Linked DNA regions of Mus musculus: region 1 is linked to region 2. A link is a loop called in an ENCODE intact Hi-C map of the cell type or tissue named here. Cell type or tissue: heart. All regions are shown on one strand. Links, peaks and the distances in the headings refer to the core of each region. The heading gives the core; the rest is flanking DNA. Region 1 holds the start of H2az1 (H2A.Z variant histone 1). Region 2 has its middle 8.6 kb from the start of Gm567.

The links. Peaks named below come from ENCODE experiments on the same cell type or tissue, not always from the same donor. Only the 100,000 strongest peaks of a DNase experiment are listed, where the experiment ranks them.
Region 1: it touches region 2 in a loop (4-fold over the local background); 1 of 42 quality-filtered maps calls a loop at or near these places.

Annotation. Positions count from the first base shown.
Region 1 is chr3:137,856,701-137,866,770 of GRCm38, reverse strand. It overlaps H2az1 (H2A.Z variant histone 1), which reads right to left and starts at 2,284. Exons shown (of 5, transcript NM_016750.3): 1 at 2,075-2,284; 2 at 1,561-1,638; 3 at 1,138-1,251; 4 at 631-760; 5 at 1-385. The coding sequence starts at 2,077. The coding sequence ends at 324. It overlaps Gm43403 (predicted gene 43403), which reads left to right and starts at 2,445. Exons shown (of 2, transcript NR_169184.1): 1 at 2,445-2,806; 2 at 2,934-3,084. In heart, for the core only: a CTCF peak has its summit at 992; DNase peaks (open chromatin) are centred at 1,050, 1,550, 2,390 and 5,780; H3K4me3 peaks cover 2,658 bases; H3K27ac peaks cover 2,582 bases.
Region 2 is chr3:137,275,967-137,286,036 of GRCm38, reverse strand. No RefSeq gene overlaps it. Among named protein-coding and RNA genes, the nearest start is that of Gm567, 8.6 kb to the left of the region's middle. In heart, for the core only: no CTCF peak of the experiment used is centred there; a DNase peak (open chromatin) is centred at 4,786.

The DNA.
Region 1 (10,070 bases), core at 815-8,814, 580 kb before region 2:
GTACAAAACCAAATGCTTGTTACTATAACTTCTGCATCACAATTAAAATCCAAACAGTTTTTTAAAAACAGTCAACTCAATCAAAACCCACTACTTCAGAATCAATAGCTTCTTTGAAGCCACAGTAACACTTAAATATGGTTAAGACTCGAATGCAGAAATTTGGTTGGTTGGAAGGCTAATTAAGCCTCCAACTTGCTCAAATAGAATTACAAAAAGGCAAAATTGTGTTTTTCACAGAGATACAGTCCACTGGAATCACCAACACTGGACAGCTGTTAGGAATATTTAGAGTCCTGAGATAATAAGGAATCCAGGCATCCTTAAACAGTCTTCTGTTGTCCTTTCTTCCCGATCAGCGATTTGTGGATGTGTGGGATGACACCTAGGAGAGGGACACAGATTAAGTCTACCTTCTGGATAAACATTTAAAAAAACAATACATGAACTCAAAGCAGGTAAAATTCATATACAAAGTGAAAACTTGAGGGATGAACAATGATCTTAGCAAAAACTAAGTGGAAAGCCAAACCCCATGAAAGCACCCTGTACTGAAATCTCTTCTAGAAACAATGGGAGTGTAGGAATTTTCTTCTTAAATAGAATGTTAGGAGTTTAGGGATGACATACCACCACCAGCAATGGTAGCTTTGATCAGAGAATCCAATTCTTCATCTCCACGTATAGCAAGCTGCAAGTGACGAGGGGTGATACGCTTTACCTTTAAGTCTTTTGACGCATTTCCTGCCAACTCAAGTACCTAAAAGGCAAAAAATAAATAAAAATCTGATGATCAATATTCCAACTTACTTTCAATCAAGATCTTTGAACCTCAATGGTGTTATTTACCAACTGTTGTCATTCCCTACTACCTGAATGATAAAATTATGCAGAATTATGCAAAAAAAAAAAAAAAACCACCCAAAAAACCCCGAAGGGGCACGCAATTGCATTTGCAGGAGCAGCACACTCTGGCCCAGCAGCCTCCTCGGCTGAACGCGAGCTCCCTCTAGCGCTCCCTCGGTCTGCGCGCCGCTCTTAGGGCCTGCGAGTTTTCTTGCATCACTTTCCTCCTCTCTCGCCACTTTCCCCCGCCCCCCCAGAGCTTTTCCAGATCACAGGCGTACTCCCGCTTACCTCTGCGGTGAGGTACTCCAGGATGGCTGCGCTGTACACAGCGGCGGTCGCGCCCACACGTCCGTGGCTGGTTGTCCTAGATTTCAGGTGTCGATGAATACGGCCCACAGGGAACTTGATTTTTATGCACACAAACAAACGAACAAACAAGAAAAAAAATGCACAAAGATAGGAAATTCGTTAAGATAAGATGTGCGCGCCAAAGCCAAGGACGGTGGTGGTGCACCAACGCGCCCCGCCAGTTAACACACATGTGATCCGACGCCCCCCCTCCCCAAACCCCAGTATTCACTGTCTCCGCAGGGCCAAGTCGCGACACATCACTCATGCTAAGATGGAACACCCATGGAGGGTGCAGACAAACAAGCAAGGGGGGTGCAAACATAAAGGCCCGGTCACCCGACTGCGGCAGTTGCTACCCACCTGCAAGCCGGCTCGCTGCGAGCGGGAAACCGCCTTTGTCTTGGCCTTTCCGGAGTCCTTTCCAGCCTTACCGCCAGCCTGCGGCGCCGCCGACGCCCGCGAGCCCGGGAGGGACGGAGAAGATAGAATTACCAAGGCGGCGCGCCCCTCCCCCACCACAGCGCGTCCTGGAGGCGAGCGAGCGCGCGCTCGGCCGCCCGCCGCCCGCCCCGCCGGGGACCCCGGGCCGCCGCTCGCCCCCCGCCCGCCCTTCTCCCCCGCCGACCCCTGCCGCGAGCCCGCCGCGGCTGCGCGCCCCCGCGCCGGCTCCCAGCCGCGCCGTGCGCGCCCCCCCAACCGTCGCCTCCCGCCTGGAGCTCCGGGGCTCCGAAAACACCTCCCCTCCGCTCGTCCCGACCCCGTCCCCGCACGCTCCCACTCGCCGCCGCCGCCGCCTCTCCCAGCCCCGGGGACGGCGGCCCCGCCCGCTCGGAGCCTGCAGCCCGCGGCCGCCCGCCGTCACTCTTCACGTTACCATCTCGGACCGTGCTGAAGCTCCGACGAGCGAGGAAGAGACGAGGCCAGGCGGACGCTCAGCGAGATCCCAGCGCCCACTCCTCCGTCGGACCGCGATTCAAACTGCGCCGTCTCCCGCCTTCCTCGCGCCCTTTATACTGCAGAATGTTCCCTCATCCGGGAACTCGGCCGGTTCGGCCCACCAATGGTTGCCTCCCGCCCTCGGGACGCGTCCTTGAGGCTCCAGCCAATGGGAGAACGCACAGCGGAGTGGCGGGGCGGGCGCTCGGGAGCTCGAGCGATGATTGGCGCGTGGGGGATGAGTTAGGGGGGGAGGAGATGCGGCGGGACGAGGACCGGGAGAAGAAGGGGCGCCGCGGCGGGAGGGCAGCAACAGAGCGCTGCGCCACCGAGCGAGTGGACGGTGGTGTCACGTGCCTGGAGGGAGGAGCTGGAAGGCTGGGGAGGAGCGCGCGCTGGCGTCCTCCCCGCTGCAGCCTCCCCCCCTCCACTCCCCCGCGGTGCTCCGGAGACCACGTGAGCTTCCCTCCCGGTCTAGCCTGGCCCCCTCGCTGACAACCGGCGCCTCTCGGTTGCCCTCTGGCCTGGCCTTTCGTGTCCGCAGATCTCGGTTTCCTTCAGAGTCCTGCCTTCTGACAGGTGGCTCGAAGGCGTCCGGCAAGAAGAGCTCAGCTCGGCCTCTACTTGGTGAACCACTTCCCTGATAAAAGTGTCACCTACCCCACCCCCGGTAGTTTTTTCATCTTCCTCCACTTCTGTCCTCACCTCTTGTTACCCCTCACCCCCCTCATCCTGTCTCATAACAACAGTGGAGCCAAGTTACCGTGGGGATAACAAGTAATTTTGTCTACACACAGGAAGCTTGGGATGAAGCGGTTTTTTATAATGAAGTCACCGGCCATATTTTTGCGAAGACTTCGCATCAATGGGATGCACCTATAGCCTAGTGTCTAAAGTTGATTTGTTGAAACATTAAAGCTATTATGTGTCAGCTTTCCTACACTAAAACATTTTGCCACATGACAAATGTTGGTAAATGTCAGTGGGGTAACTGTAACATGATTCACAAGCAGTTACAGATGGTTCATGTAATCAGTTACAAATGCTGGGCTTAAAAAAAAAAATAGACTTGTACACACGGTACTGTCCTGATGCCAGCCACTTAGACGTGCAGTTAGTAGATCTACAGCACCTGCATTTATCACTCGCTGCTTGGAGACCATAATTATCTGAGTCTTGCGAATTTCGCATTTATATTAATACGTAGCACTTTTCAATTAAACATGATTGTGTGGCCATGTGGGTGGGCGCGGGTGCTCACCTCATTACTATAGTTGTGGAAATCGGATGACAACTTGAGTGAGTGCTCTCTTTCCAGGGTTCCAGAGATAAACTCAGGTATCAGGTAGTCAACTCTCACACAGCTAGCACCCGTCGAGTTATATCACCGGTTTATACTTTTTACATAATTGAATAGTAATATGAAGAGAATATTGAAGCGTAAACTCCACATTATTAGTACTTAAGTTTGGGAGATTTTATGAAATTAGAGGAACTCTCTGATACCAGGACATTAATGCTAGAGGAGAGACTCCAAACAATATTGATTCCGAGGCTTATTGGAACTAAGGAATTGTAATGATGTCATCACATGCCGAAAACAACTGAGGCTCCTGACATCCCAGCACCTAGAAGGCTGCATCAGAAGAGTCATAAGCAGAATGCTAGTCAACTCTACAACGATGGCATTTCAGACACCTAAGGACTGGCCTGCTGTGATGGTGGCAACCTACATCCTTAATACCAGCCCTTGAGAGGCAGAGGCAGGCAGATCTTTGTGACTTCAAGGCCCACACGGTCTACACAGTGAGTTCCAAGCCATCTACAGCTACAGACTGAGGCCCTGTCTTCAAAAAAAAAAACCAAGTATAAAGCCAAGCCCAGTAGGCTATCCCTGGCTTCTGATGGGATTTCTTGATATTTACCTCATAACATACGTCCATTCTCTAGAGAATTCTGTGTGAGCTTTTTCCCATGGAATCCAACTAAAAGGTTGACTTTTCTTCACTGAAGAGTGGTAGCAAGAATAAACTAGCAAGTACATGTGAGTTCTGTGGCGCCTCCTCACTGTAATCTTAGTTCTCAACCCTTTCTGCTTGTGCCTTTTAAAATGTTTTTTATTCTTATTTTTGAAACATGATCTTAATTCTGTAGCCCAGGCTAGCCTGGGATTTTCTATATAGATAACGTTGAGCTCAAACTTGTGATTCTCCTGCCTCTGCATTGTATATGCTGAGCTTATAGGTGCACACTACCATGCTTTTCAGAAAGGTTAGTAACCTTTGAAAGCTCAAGCCCCACCCCACCTTTTTCACATAGCCCTTAAAGGATTTAGGAAAACCTTATGCAGATTACATGGTAACATGTGCTTGACAATCAGCATATACTCAACAAACAACTATCCTATAAGGAGAATAAGGAAAGTGTGGTGATTTGAGAGAAAATAGCCCTATAGGCTCATAATATTTGAATGTTTGGGCCTTAGTAGAACTGATTGGGAAGGACTGGTAGGTGTGGCCTTGTTGGAGGAAGCATGCAACAGGAGATCACTTTAAGGTTTAAAACTGTTAAGCCAGGCTCAATCTCGCCTGTGTGTGCCTGTAGACTGTAGATCAGGATATAAGCTTTTTTTTTTTTTTTTTTTTTTTTTTTTTTTTTTTTGAGACAGGGTTTCTCTGTATAGCCCTGGCTGTCCTGGAGCTCACTCTGTAGACCAGGCTGTCCTCGAACTTGGAAATCCACCTGCCTCTGCCTCCCAAGTGCTGGGATTAAAGGCTTAGGATATAAGCTCTTAGCCTTACACCTTCCTGCCTGCTGCCATGCCTGCTGCCATAACGATCAGGAACTAAGCATCTGGAACTGTAAGCCAGCCCCCAATTAAATGCTTTCCTTTATAAGAGCTGCTTTGGTCTTGATCTCTCTTCACAGCAATAGAACAATCTAAAACAGAAGGGAAGAGAAAATAACATATTCCTAATTGGTTTTTCTTGACTGTTACGTATGCATCTTTTGATATGGAAATGGCAAGCTTAAAGGACACTCAAACTGTGCCAATGTGCTTGAATTAAAAAAATGTCACTCACAGTGTTGGGCATTCAAACACTGGGTTCCAAGTCTGGGGAGATTTAGGTGGTCCAGCCTGGCTGGGAAGCGTATGGCATGGAGAGCAGACCTTGGGATTCGAAGTTTCACACCACTTCTATCCAATTCAGTTTCTCTGCCGCGTGCTTGCAGTTAAAGATGTAAGGAGCTCGCCACTTCCTTCTCCTGCAACCCCTGCTGCTTGTTCTGTACCTTCTGCCCTAATGGAGACTTATCCATTGGAGCTGTGAGCCAAAAATAAGCCCTTTCTAGAAGTTGCCATGGTCATGGTCTTTGTCTCAACAGCAAAAAAGTACCTGATGTAGAAGTTGGTACTAAGAGTGGTGTTACTGTAAAGAACTATGGTTTTTTGTTGTTGTTGTTTGTTTTTTGTTGTTTTTTTGGAGGAACGTGGAAGAGTTTGGGACTTTGAACGTCAAAAGAGATTGCACGATGTAAGTAGAGCTTAATAGATCATCATAGTAGCCTGGAAGGCAGTAGTGCTAAGAGCCATGTGGGATATCCGCCAAGGAGAACTGCATACATGGAATGGAGCCAGCCCAAGAAAGCTGTGTTTTGTAGGCAGCAAAATTGGAGGGGCAGAGCCTTTGCTACCAAAAATAGAACTTCAGAATTTGGTATCTGTCCTGTTGAGTTTGGTCTTGCTTTGGGCTAGTATTTCCTAATGATGCTAATCCCAGTGGGCAAGAGTAAGATAACAACCACAATTTTTTTTTTTTTTTTTTGAGTCAAATTTGAAGCAAGCTTTATTCAGCGCTGGCCAGAACATTGGATGTTAGCCAGGGCCATAGCCAGGATTTCCAGAATATGGCCTCGAATTTCATTAGTTAGGAACTTATAAAAGCAAAAGCCACAAGGTCACATCCTTCCCATGTCTGTCCAATCAGGGGCAAGCATACATCTTGACATACTTCCTGCCTACATAACCTGCCACGTATGTGTGATCTAGCACATCCTGTCCAGTTGGGGCAATCAAGCTTCTTTATGGGAGTGGAACCACGTGGCTGTTATCTCACAGGAACAACAGCCCCCAGCAGTCCAGGAAGTTCTCTGTCCTTGGGCAAGAAGGACTTACAGGTTAAAGGCACTTTTGTTTTATAGATCTTTCAAGTGCAGAACTAAGAACTAAAACATAATTTTAGCCATTCCAGTGTCCCTACTCCTGTCTTTTGGAATTATAATGTATACTCTATACCATAGAATCTTGGAAGTATGTCATCTGCTTTTTAATTTTACAGTGTGTTACAATTAAGAGCTTGCCTAGAGTCTTAGAAGAGACCTTTAAACTATGTCGAGACTGTGAAAGACTAGGACTGTAAAAGCTGGACTAAGTATATTTTACGTTATGACGTGTCCACAAGCCTATGTACTGCAGCATATTGGATCACATGTGCTGTGAGCTGGAAAAACCTGTCCCTAGTTGTAGTGTGGCTCAGACCTAGCACACACCTTTAATCTGAGAGCTTTCTAAACAAGATTGAATAAGTCATGGGTCAAGAGGCAGAGCAAGCAACCAGTAGACATGAGGTAGGGAACATAAGAAAAAAAAAACCATAGTGAGAGGAAGTCAGGAGGACGGATAGAGAGATGAACCAGAAGTAGAAAGGAGGGACATTGAGTTGGAAGGGTTTGAGGGGTAGTGTGGAGAAGGAGAGCTGGCTCTTTCATTCTGGGAGGATGGTTGAGGAGGAAGGTCAGCTGGGTGCTTCTCTGCCTCTCTGTCTCCTAGATCTTCATTTGGTAAAAATGAAAGTTTGGGCTTTTGTTTTAAAAACAACACCTAATGGGGACCAGGAAGTGGAATGCTGTGGTTTGAATAAAAGTGGCTCTGTCTTAGTTTTCTATTGCTATGATAAACACCACCACCAAAGGCAACTTGGAAAGGGAAAGGTTTATTTCAGCTGGCAGTTCATAGTCAGCTATCCAAAGAAGTCAGGGTAGAAACCAAAGCAGGAGTCAGATGCAACCAAAGCAGTTGATGCAGAGGCCATGGAGAAGTACTGTGTACCGACTTGCTCATGCTTATTCAGTCTGTTCTCTTATAGAACCCAGGACCATCAGTCTAGGGTTGGCCTAGACCCTCCCAGGCCAATCACTAATTCAAATGCATTGTAGACTCACCTACAGGCAAATTGTATGGAGGCATTTTCTCAATTGAGAGTAGCTTTGTCAAACAGCTGTAGCTTTGTCAAACAACTGACATAAAACTAACTAAACAGTGTTTCGTAGTCTCAAGCATTTGAACACTTGATCCAAGTTGGCAGCACCTTCCGGGACACTTTAGGTAGTTTGGTCACTTCCAGTTCACACTGCTGGCTTTCTGCTTGCCCTTGACGGGGTTCCTGCAGTCATGCCTGTCACCTGCCACTGTGCTTTCTTGCCATCAGATACTTCCACCCTCTGGAACTATAAGCCCAAATAAACTATTTCTTTTCTCTCTCTTTCTCTCTCTCTCTCTCTCTCTCTCTCTCTCTCTCTCTTTCTTTCTTTCTTTTTTTTGTTTTAGATTTATTTACTATATGTAAGTACACTGCATCTGTCTTCAGACACTCCAGAAGAAGGCGTTAGATCTTGTTAGGGATGGTTGTGAGCCACCATGTGGTTGCTGGGATTTGAACTCCTGACCTTTGGAAGAGCAGTCAGTGCTCTTAACCGCTGAGCCATCTCACCAGCCCAAACTGTTTCTTATTTACGTTGCCTTAGTCACAGTCCTTTATCACAGCAATAGACAAGTAACCGACATACGCACAGCCAGCTCACCTGTCCTCCCAGGTCACTTTAACACAGTCACAACGGCTTTCTGCTTCCTCAAAGTAGAAGACAACACTAGCTCATCCTCTTTTCACAGTAATTGTCCTTAGCCCGGGCTGAGAAGGGTCTGATACAAATGTGCTACTCTTTTTGAGTTGTCTTTACTGTAGTTGTAGTTATGATAATACGTGTGTGTGTGTGTGTACATTATTCAATGCCATACCAATTTTGTAGTGTACAGTGCTGGAAATCAAACCTAGGGCTCTCATATGGTAGGCAAATATCCTATGCAGTTACAGTCCCAACCCCACAATTGCCAATGTAATAAATTCTTTTATTACAAAATATATATGAATATGAAGCACTGTCACTACTATGAACTTGAACGGCCTCTCCTAGAAGGCAGGCTTTCTGTTTCCAGTTACTATCTCCTCTTCAGCCTTGTCCTCAGCTTTTCCTGTAAACAGTTTGAGATAATGTCACACTCGGAAATTCCAAATTTCTCAACTACGTCTTGCTTCAAATGCCTATTTTTAAGCAGAGAGGAACAGATTTCCAAGCTATTTCAAAGGATATTAACATTTATAGACAATGGCAGAATTTCTAACCAGAAAATTCATGTCAGGATCTTGATTCTCTTAGGACATGGGATGGGGGATCTTTAAGGACTCCTTCATCTGTCAGTGACTGAATTCCAAAATGTGATAAAATACAAACGGTTGACTGAGAATAAAGGAACTAGACAGCCTCTCTCATTCGGCATGGCTTCACGTAAATCAAGCGCTGAGCCATAGTTTCTGCACTTATCACATAGCTCACAGAATCAGAAAAACCAACACTGCATAACTGTGAAAGGCTCAATAAAGTGAGCACAGATCGACAGGTGCATCCGCACCCATGTCACAGCAGCCATATCTCTTCCAAACTCCTCTCATAAGCATCATTAAGAGATGCCTTGGACCTTAATTCAGTGGTAAAATGACACACTTCTGACTGCAGAGGCACACAATTCACAGATGCAGAGCATAAGTTGTAAAGATAACCAGCAAAATCTCAATCCAGACATCCACATCAGGACAGAAATTCAGAGATTATGGATTTTAGTGTATCCTTTTCATTTTTCATGTTTATTGCTGTTTTCTTAATTTTATCTTTTCCATTTTTTGTGCATGGGACATTGCCTGCATGTATATCTGCATATGATGTACAATCCTGATACCCATGAAAGCCAGGAGATGGCACTGAGTTAACTGGAAATAGAGTTATAGATGATTGGTAGACACCATGGATGCTGGGAATTGTATCCAAGTCCTCTGGAAAAGCAGTCAGTGCTTTTAGGTCCTGGTCCATGTCTCTAGTCCTCTAATAACTCTTCTAACTAGCAAAGGGCTGTTGTACACAACTTTGATCAAAGCATTTAGAAGGCAGAGGCAGGTGAATCTCTGTTAGCTCAAGGCCAGCCTGGTCTACAGAGGGAGTTTCAAACCACCAAGGCTACACAGAGAAACCTTGTCTTAAAAAACCAAAAAGGGGACAAAAAGTAAGAAAGAAAGAAAAAGAAAGAAAGAAAGAAAGAAAGAAAGAAAAAGAAAGAAAAGAAAAGAAAAGAAAAGAAAAGAAAAGAAAAGAGGGAAGGGAAGGGAAAAGGGAAGGGAAAAGGGAAGGGAAGGGGAGAGAAAAGAAAAGAAAAGAAAAGAAAAAAGAGAAGAGAAAAGAAAAGAAAAGAAAAGAAAAGAAAGAAGAAAAGAAAAGAAAAGAAAAGAAAAGAAAAGAAAAGAGAAAAGAAAAGAAAAGAAAAGAAAAGAAAAGAAAAGAAAAGAAAAGAGAAAAGCTAGTTCCAGGACAGCCAGTGCTACAAAACAAACAAACAAACAAAACAAAAACTCAGTTAAAAAAATCATATCAACGTTTCAAATTTTGGGGGCATTTATTGTTTTAACACCAAAAAGGGGGAGTGGGTGGGTAGGGGATTGGGGATGGGTGGGTATGGGGGACTTTTGGTATAGCATTGGAAATGTAAATGAGCTAAATACCTAATAAAAAATGGAAAAAAAAAAACAAAACAAAAATGGCCTTTTCTT
Region 2 (10,070 bases), core at 1,138-9,137:
GATATTGTGTCTTCTGTTCTCCTTGACAAAGGTGGTGGGCTAGAGTGATGGTTTCATTTCTGTTAAAATGAATCAATGGTTAAAGCATGTGTTCCAACCCCCAGGGGAATTCAATTCCTCCCTGTTATTAGACGCGTTCTCACGACCGGCCAGGAAAGACGCAACAAACCAGAATCTTCTGCGGCAAAGCTTTATTGCTTACATCTTCAGGAGCCAGAGTGCAAGAGAGCAAGCCAGCAAATGGCGAAACCCCATCCCTTTTTAAGGAGAATTATCCTCCACCTAGGATGTATTACTCCCTGATTGGCTGCAGCCCATCGGCCCAGTTGTCATCACGGGAAAGGCAGAACACATGGTGGGAAAACTGCCCCTGCATGTGTGCAGACTATGTTTACCACTTAGAACACAGCTGTCAGTGCCATCTTATAATGGCAAATGTGAGGGCGGCTCCTCACAGATCCCCCTTTTCTTTTAATAAGAGCAATAGGCCACCCATATTAATGAGAGTGGAGATAGAGGTCAAATCCCCAGTGTGCAGGTAAAGGAGCCGTACACATAACCTCCTCCCAGGCTCATCACCCAGAGGGGTCCTGGTCTGGTCCCGTGTTGTTTTTCCTGGGGGAAGGACACTTGAACACTCAACCTTCTTGAAAGATGACATGTCTCCCTAGAATAGGCTCATATATGCCGCAGAGCCCTTCTACTGCAGTGCTTAGCCGTGCAACTCTCTCGGGCTGCTGAAGCACACTCACTCTATCCCGTGCAATGAGACTAGCCTCGTGGGGTTTAAGAGCTGAGTGGCCAGCGACCTATTGCTTAAGCATAGATAACTATATATCAGGGGAAGCACCATGTTCTAGTCCTGCAAGCGCCTGGGCAATAACCACCTTGTCTCTCCTAGTTTGGGCCTTAAGCTTACAGACCAATCAAAGAAGCAACACTAATCCACAGCAAAGTGTATCTCCAAATAATATTAATCCCACCCATTTTTTAAAGAAGGAAAATGCTGAGGAGATCCAATTGGGTAATCCTTTGGTCAGCGACAGGTCCAAGCGCGTGGAGTTGACCTGAAGTCTCAATTCCCGAAGGATCTGTTCAAATTCAGCCATCCAATTCTGTAACATATACTGAAAAAGACTTTTTGACAAATTAGCTGCCCTAGTAAATTTAACATACTGAATGGAAATAACACACAATCCCGGAAACTTTTGTTCACATCCCTGCTGAGTTATTTGTCATAATACATCTAGTTGTTTCTGGACAAGATCTATGCGTTGATTAACCAGCATGAGACCTCCCTGTATCTTGACATTAGCTGAGGCCTGTTTATCTATGACTGTAGTCACTGAGGCTGACAAAGTGTTAATGGTGTCAGTCGTCTGGACCTGTCCAGACAGAGCCAAGGCTGTCTGAATCAAGGCTAAACCCAGTTCCCAGTTAGTGGTAAAAAAGCAGGAGAATACTTGAGCATTATACATCACCGTCATTGGGAGTGGAAATATCGACATTATCCCCCAACGCTGCTCTCTCATTGGACAAAATAAGGCCCAAATGCTGCATAATATCCCTTCCCCAGAGGTTAACCGGGAGTGGGAGCACATAAGGTATGAATTTCCCTTGCTGTCCTTCAGAGGATTCCCACGTCAAGGCAACGGAGCTTATAGTGGGACATGATTGATAACCTAGGCCCTGTAATGAATGAGATGACTCTGTGGTGGGCCATGCTTTGGGCCACCAATGTGTAGAAATTATACTTTTATCTGCTCCGGTATCAAGGATGCCTTCAAACTCTTTTCCGTTGATCTTAAGGCGGAGCTTAGGTCTATTATTCAAAGATACAACCAAATAGGCAGAATCATTTCCTGAGGAGCCCATTTTCTTTATCTCAGGTCCTGCAAATTTCTCCCTGGTATTATCAGGGAGGAGCAGCAGCTGAGCTATCCTATCTCCTTTACTAATAGAAAAAACGCCTTTAGGGCTTGAGCACAGGACCTGTATTTCAGGGGAATGTTGACAATCCATAACTCCAGGGTGGACTACTAAGCCCTGCAAGGTGAGTGAACCCCGGCCGAGAATAAGGCCCATGGTTCCCAGGGGCAAGGATGGTATAGGCTCCACCGGCACCGGCTGAATACTCATTTGAGGCATTAATAGGAAGTCGGAGGCGGCACGCAGGTCCACCCTTGTGGGTCTTCCTGGGTCGCCTCTCTGACTGCTTCCTGGGTCCTGACAAACCGGTTCCCATATCTTTGAGGGCCCTGGGACCGAGGGCCCGATGACCCGTTTTTTGGCACATAAGCTGATTGACTATCAGGTGGGGGAAGGACTCTGCCCTTTATATCCCTCACAGAGCGACACTGGTCAGCTCTATGATAACCCTTGCCACACTTAGAGCAAAGAGTGAGAGTCCCTCCCTGTTTACCTGGAGCTCTGCAATCTTTCTTAAGATGCCCAGGCTTCCTGCAGTTAAAACATGTCCTCCGATCATTTCTGCCCATGGAGCATTTTTGGGATTGAAGGATGGCAGCCGCTAAGCCTGCATTGGTGAGAGGTCCCCCAAGCTCCCGACAAACCCTGAGCCAGTCTTGTAAACCTTTGTTCTTTCTTGGGGCTATGGCTGCTCGGCACTCCTTTGTGGCTTGCTCATAGATTAGCTGTTTTATCAGAGGCGCAGCTTGCTCTGACTCTCCAAAAATACGCTCTGCTGCCTCTGTCATTCTGGCCACAAAATCTGAGAAGGATTCCTGAGGTCCCTGGATTATCTTTGTTAACTGACCAGTGGTTTCACCTGCTCGAGAGAGCGCCTTCCAGGCCCTAATAGCCGTGGAGGAAACTTGGGCATAAGCTCCCCAATGGTAGTTTGTTTGATCAGCAGAATAAGCTCCCTGACCCGTTAACAAGTCAAAAGTCCAATCTCTCTGCTCTGGAGTCAAAGCAGCTGCGTTTGCTCGGGCCTGCGCTTGTGCAGCTTCGTGCCAAAGCGCTTTCCATTCCATATATTTGCCCATACTAGGGAGAGCGGCTTTTACAACCGTTTGCCAATCACCAGGAGTCATAGCGTGATTCGCAAGCCTTTCCACTTGTGCTATAGTGAAATTAGCACTGACTCCATAGTTACGGACCGACTCGGCAAGCTCTTTAATCTGTATATACGCTACCGGAGCGTGGACACGCCCACCCTCGGCTCCTTCAAAGACCGGAAATGCCTGTTGTATTTTCCTTTGTTCCTCCTTTGGAATGAACGAGTCTGTGCATTGCCTCTCTGTCCATTGCCTCTCTGCGCAGGGCTGATGCACTACGCAGGGCGGGGGCTCAGCATAGGGTGGAGGTGCACTATGACCTTGAAGCCGACTGCCAAGAGGCCAAGCAGCAAGCTGGCCTTCGCCAGCCGCTTTTGGCTTCCTTAACTGATTAGCTAGCACTTTACCTGGCTGGTACCCTTTTTTCTCATAATGAGCTGCTTCTTCCTCCCAGTCTGTTTCCTCAGAGGAGAATTCTTCATCTGCTTCAGAGCTACTAAGAGCTGGCTTCCTGAGCTCATCTAGTGACGAGTATCTCCTAGAGACCTCCGCTAATCGATCTTTTTTCTTTTCTTTTTTCTTTTCCTTCCTTCTAATCTCTCCCCAGGTATTCTTACCTGACCTAAACTTTTCCTCAGGTTCAAGACCCTTGGAAAGGCCTGTATACTTATTTTGTGCACCATGTTTCCTCTTTGTTCCTACTCTCTCTCCCCACTTTACTTCTGATAGCTTGTCCTGAATTTCATCTAGAATCCGCCCTATCTTAACCACTTGATAACATGTGAAAAGGAACAAAAGGGCTTCTAACACTAGAAAAAATTCAAGGCCAAACATATTCCACTTTACTTCTGATAGACTGTCTTGAATTTCCTTAGAAAGTTCAAGATCAGACTTACCTCGTAAAGCTGTACTCACTGGTACTCTCGTTCCCCAGCTGAAAAGTTCTGAATTCATACAGTTGAATCCTTCTTAACAGTCTGCTTTACGGGAACCTTTATTACCGCGACCCGCAGTTCTGGTTCTGGAATGAGGGATCTTCCTTGCGCCAGTCCCGAGTTTTTTCTCGTCCCGGGTTTCGGCACCAATTGTTATTAGACGCGTTCTCACGACCGGCCAGGAAAGACGCAACAAACCAGAATCTTCTGCGGCAAAGCTTTATTGCTTACATCTTCAGGAGCCAGAGTGCAAGAGAGCAAGCCAGCAAATGGCGAAACCCCATCCCTTTTTAAGGAGAATTATCCTCCACCTAGGATGTATTACTCCCTGATTGGCTGCAGCCCATCGGCCCAGTTGTCATCACGGGAAAGGCAGAACACATGGTGGGAAAACTGCCCCTGCATGTGTGCAGACTATGTTTACCACTTAGAACACAGCTGTCAGTGCCATCTTATAATGGCAAATGTGAGGGCGGCTCCTCACACCTCCCCTATCTCCTCTTGACAAGAATGATTTGCGATGCACAACAGAGGTTGCTGAAGTTGCTGGAGTGCCTGGGACACGAGTTTTTTTAATTACACTTACTGTTGCTATGTGTCATATTCTCTCTCTAAGCTTCATCAGCATCTCCGGCTCGGCACAATGGAGTTCAGGGGCCAGCTTGAGAAAAACAGAACTCAGTTAAGAAGATCTGAAGAGCCAGGCTGGATAAATATTCATAAACACATTCACACTACCTGCATCAGAAAGGGCTATGAACTCCCAAACACACTTCAAGGTCAGTGCATCGCTTTCATCTGTTTCCAGCACTTTGCATAGTTGGCAGCCCTCCCTCCTCTGGGGAGAGGCAGGACACCAAGAGAGCACACGACTCACATTCTCGGCCCAAATTTCCATAACCACATCACCAGATGGGATAATAATCATCCCTGAAATTGATGCACAGGCTTCGGGTCTGAGGAAACTTCTTCCTGCTTCTTTTCAGAATCGTTTCTTCTGGCTCTTTAGACATAAAGTGTTCTTCCTTCCAGGAAAGGTTACAAGTTAAGGTGGTTTGTAAAAGAAAGAAGTGTGAATCCCATGTCTTTGGGGAGCACTGCGGCTGGCCCTCTTTGACAACTAAATGCGATGAAAACCTTCCCAGGTGATTGGGAGCAGTCACTGGGAGGCCTCTGTCCCCTGCATGGTTGTCTCCTGGCCACCTTGGCTCTGTCTCCACAGCATTTTGTCATTATGCCGAAGTATCCTCTCCTAGTCTCAGGCATGTCCTCTGAGTTACTCATTCTATGGAAAGCCAGTAGCATTGAGAAGGTTCCAAATCAATGCAACTCAAACCATACTTCTAGAATCTGGTACAGTAAGGAACTTGATGTTGACGATACATAACAGTGTCAAACTGCCCCGAAAACTTCAGACGAACCTTAAACACAGTTAAGTTGTAGCACACAAATATCAAACAGCAACTAGGTAGTACAGATTTTAAAAACGTTCAGTGTTCAAGACATTATTGATACCATGGGTAATCTGAGAATGCTCTGGTAGAGATATAAAAATCATTTTCCTAGTTATCCATGTATAAGACAATCTCTTACAATGTAATCTCAGACATAGGGCGTTCAATGATGATGGAATGGAGGATAAGTGCAAACCTCTGGTCGTAAGAATTTAGAAACTGAGCTGCAGTAATGAGCCCGTATCTGCATGGTAGAGTCTACAGATCAGTGAATACAGGAGGGAGGGAGTATGCTCAAGGACAGATTAGCTACAATGCCAAATAGTTTATCAGCTGCTCAGTTACTGCCTTCTGCTCCAAGGAGGTGACTGTAAGTCTGATTGTTGCTTTCTGTTTTTTTGCTTATTTACCATGATCAGCCCTAGTGCAGAGGCTAAGGAGAATATAGCCTTTCTCTTTTTTTTCTTATCTGTGCCTTGAAATGCACATCTTTTATATAGCTTTAACAGAAATCAATGAGTGTGTTAAATATGTATTTTCAGCAGCATCCTGCCTTGCATATTTTAACCCAATGCTGACAATTAAATTGGTAAAATTCATTTTAAATTAAATTATAATATTTATTCCTTCCCTTTTCTCCTTCCAGATCTTTGCATAAACTACTTCCTGCCTCTATCAAATTATTGGTTTCCTTTATTCACTAGTTGATATTGCATGCATATCTGTACACATGCATACACATGAACACACATTCACACACATACACATACATACATACATACATACATGCATACACATTACTAAATAGACGTGTTCGGTCTGTATAATGTTACAGATATGTATATTTTCAGCACTGACCATTTGGCATCAAACAATTGATATGCCTTTCCCTGAGGAAGGCCGTCCCTCACACTCTCAGCTTCCCTTAGTTGTTTATAGTTCTTTTAATAGGTGTTTTGTTTTGTTTTGTTTTGAGAGGGGCAGGGATGTTAAAATGCTGTTAGTAAAGCAGTACATGGATGAGTTAACTTGTCCCATCTTTGCGTTGCCTTCTTATAATGAAAATGCAGCCATTATGTATTTGGCATGCAAACAAGACCAGGCTTCCTGTATTTTAATTTGCTAATTCTGGCAAGCTTAGGAGAGGGGGTGGGATGTTTTTGTTCTTGTATGCTTTGAAGTCTGTGTCTTTGCCTTCCCTTAATTCTGAATGGTAATCAAGACCTAAGTGGTTCCTCAACTCAAGGATTCTTTCTTTTTTACTAGATATTTTCTTCATTTACATTTCAAATGCTACCCCTAAAGCCCCCTATAGCCTCCCCCACACCCTACTCCCCAACCCACCCACTCCCACTTCCTGGGCCTGGCATTCCCCTGTACTGGGGCATATGATCTTCCCAGTACCAAGGTTTTCTCCTCCCATTGATGGCCGGCTAGGCCAACCTCTGCTACATATGCACCTAGAGACACAGCTCTGGGGGGTACTGGTTAGTTTACACCATCGTTCCTCCTATAGGGTTGCAGACCACTTTAGCTCCTTGGGTACTTTCTCTAGCTCCTTCATTAAGGGCCCTGTGTTCCATCCAATAGATGACTGTGGGCATCCACTTTTGTATTTGCCAGGCATTGGCATAGCCTCACAAGAGAGAGCTATGTCAGGATCCTGTCAGCAAAATCTTTCTGGCATATGCAATAGTGTCTGAGTTTGATGGTTGTATATCATATATACATGCATATATATATATATATATATATTTTTTTTTTTTGGTTTTTCAAGACAGGGTTTCTCTGTATAGCCCTGGCTGTCCTGGAACTCACTCTGTGGACCAGGCTGGCCTCAAACTTAGAAATTCACCTGCCTCTGCCTCTCGAGTGCTGGGATTAAAGGCATGCGCCACCCCACCCGGTACCATCAAGGATTCTTATAGGGCATAATGTCAAAGGCACAATGTCAACTCCTCAATAGGATCTTACCCTTCCTTTGAAGCAAAGAGAAGAGCAGAGACTTAGTGGAGGGACAGATTTCCCCCAGGGACTTAGGTGAGAGATGATTAAATTTTGTTTTTGTCAGGGGCCTGACATTTCTTTAAACCTGCAAAGCACTGAGGGAGGGGTTTTCAAAAGAGTACAAGAAAGCAGTGCTTAAAGCACAGGAATTTCTACTCTCATTGGCTGGAAGGGTGGCAAGGGAGCAGTGTAAGAGGTGTGAAGGGCACGGGGCTCTGCCCAAGGGGTACTTGGTGAAAGTGAAGCCACCATTGCCTGATGCCTGCTAGGCTTCCACTGTGCTTCTCCACCATGTTAGACAAGGATTTCCAGAGAGGCAGAGCCAGGAGGAGACAGTACAGAAGCAGAGATTCGTCAAAGAGTCAGTTTACACTATTGGGGAGGCTTCATCTACATGGGGTTGTCTATGGGCTGAGACCCAGTGATGACAGTACTGTTGCTCAGTTCCATTCCAAGGTCCACAGGAAGCCAAAGAACATAGGGATGCTAGTGTAAGTCCTGGAGAGCAAGGGCCAGAAAACCTGATCCTCTTATGCCCCTGGGGTGTGATGAACATGACATTCGGGACAATGTCATGTTTCCTTCATACACTAGAGTACATCTGCCCCACTTATCTCTCAACTGCACATGCCAATGTCCTCTGAAATGATTCAACAGATATACTCCAGAATAATGCTTTTCTAGATTGCTAAATACTTTTAAATTCTGGTTGGTTGACATCAAAACTAAGTTTCAGTAACATCAAATAATATTACAACCTTGCACCAAGTGAAGCCATACTGCTGCTGTGTGAATGAAATCTCCTTGTGTGCAGAACTCCTTCAGCCTTATAGTCCAAATGCAAGTTAATTTTAAAATGCAACAAAAAGACACATTTCTTCTCTTCTATATCTGTGAAATCAAATTCAGACTTTATTTTGATAGATATTGATTTTCTTTGTATCTAACAAACATCTCTTTTCAGATTTACCATTGTAGGTAGGTTGTTTTCCCCTAAGAACTGAACATGCTAGGAACTGCTGTTCCACTGTTTTGTAAACTGTAAGTTCAGTTTGGGCTGCTGAACCCTGAACCAATATCCACCTGGGTAGAAATCAAACATTTTTTAAAAAAATAATCTTTTCTTTAGCCTCCCGGAGGACTTGGCTTTGAAGGGATACCTCCAAGATCAGTAATAATCATATTTTGATTTTAAGGAAACAAGCCCGATAAAAAGAGATAGGATTTCCAAAGTGAGAAGACCGATGATAGAAGAAATGTGAGCTCGTGAGCATAACTGAGTTACTTAACAGTCATCTCTACAAATTCCCTTCTTCTAAAAGAAAAAAAAATCATGCACGAGATAATGCATTTTAAAGACACTGCTTGGTTATTTCATGGTTTGCTGAGAGAATTGAAAATGACACATTGTTGCTACCACAGATTAGGTTTCCAGGAATGGATATCCAGACAGCTGAGATTCTTTGTGTTTATGAAGGACAACCAGCTGCATAAAGGATGTGTATTTCAATAAAAGAAGTCAACTGACAGAGCTCCCAGGCCTTTGTTCGGTGGAGTGTTACATCGTAAAAGGTCACCAGCAGCAGAAACATACACTGTTACCTTGCTCCAACACAGGCAAGCTGCTTGATACCATGACTTCAGACAGAAGATTTCTGTGAAGATAAGGTAGACCTCTTGGGCAAGGCAGCAGGAGGTGTCAAACTGTGACAACTGTGTTCTACAAGAGTGGAGGTTTGAAAGAAAAATGGTCCCTACAGAGCGGCATTATTAAGAGGTGGGCTCTAGTTGGAGTAAATGTGGCTTTGTTGGTTTCAGAAAGCTTAAAACAGTTCTCTTCCTGCCGCCTGTGGCTCCTGATGTAGAATTCTCAGCTCCTTCAGTACCATGTCTGCCAGCACGCCATCATATTTCCTGCCATGAAAATAACAGACTAAATCTCTGACATGTAAGCCAGCCCCAGTTAAATGTTTTCCTTTTTAAGAGTGTGGTCATGGTGTCTCTTCTCAACAATAAAACCCTAACTAAGACAGCAAGCTTGTCTTGTCTTCCTTGAAGAGTGACAAACGTGTTCCTGTCTACACCTGTTCTACATGCACACGTCAACATATGTGTATACGTACATACGTGTCAGCATGCATGTGCTGTACCAGACACTGCTCTCTATGCCTGTACCTGTACAATACAGCATCTCACATTCAATATTATCAAAAGCTAAAAGTGGCTCTAGTTCTGTGTCTGTAAGGTAGGTTGATTTGTAAAACCGCTTCTTTCTTGTCTCCACCTGGTCAACATTCAGGCACAGTAGTGTCACATTCAGAGCACCTCTCCTACTTTTTGTTGATGTTAGTGAAATTCAATCTTTATTCTGCCTCACAAAGGCCAGAGCCACAGCGATTGCTAATTCAATTTCATCTCTAGACACAACTGTCAAGTTATTCTGCTTGTAGCGCAGATCTTACCTTTCTGTTGTCTCTTTTAAGAACTGTCTATGAGCCCAGTTATTCCTATTTAATCTGAACAAATTGCTCCTTTTTTTTTCCTCCAAAGTTCCTCAGAATTTGCATCTAACTTACATAAGATAAGCAGGGGGTTGGTTAGAAATTCCAGTGAGATACAGTCTGCATATTCTCTTTCAGTCATGTCATCTCGGA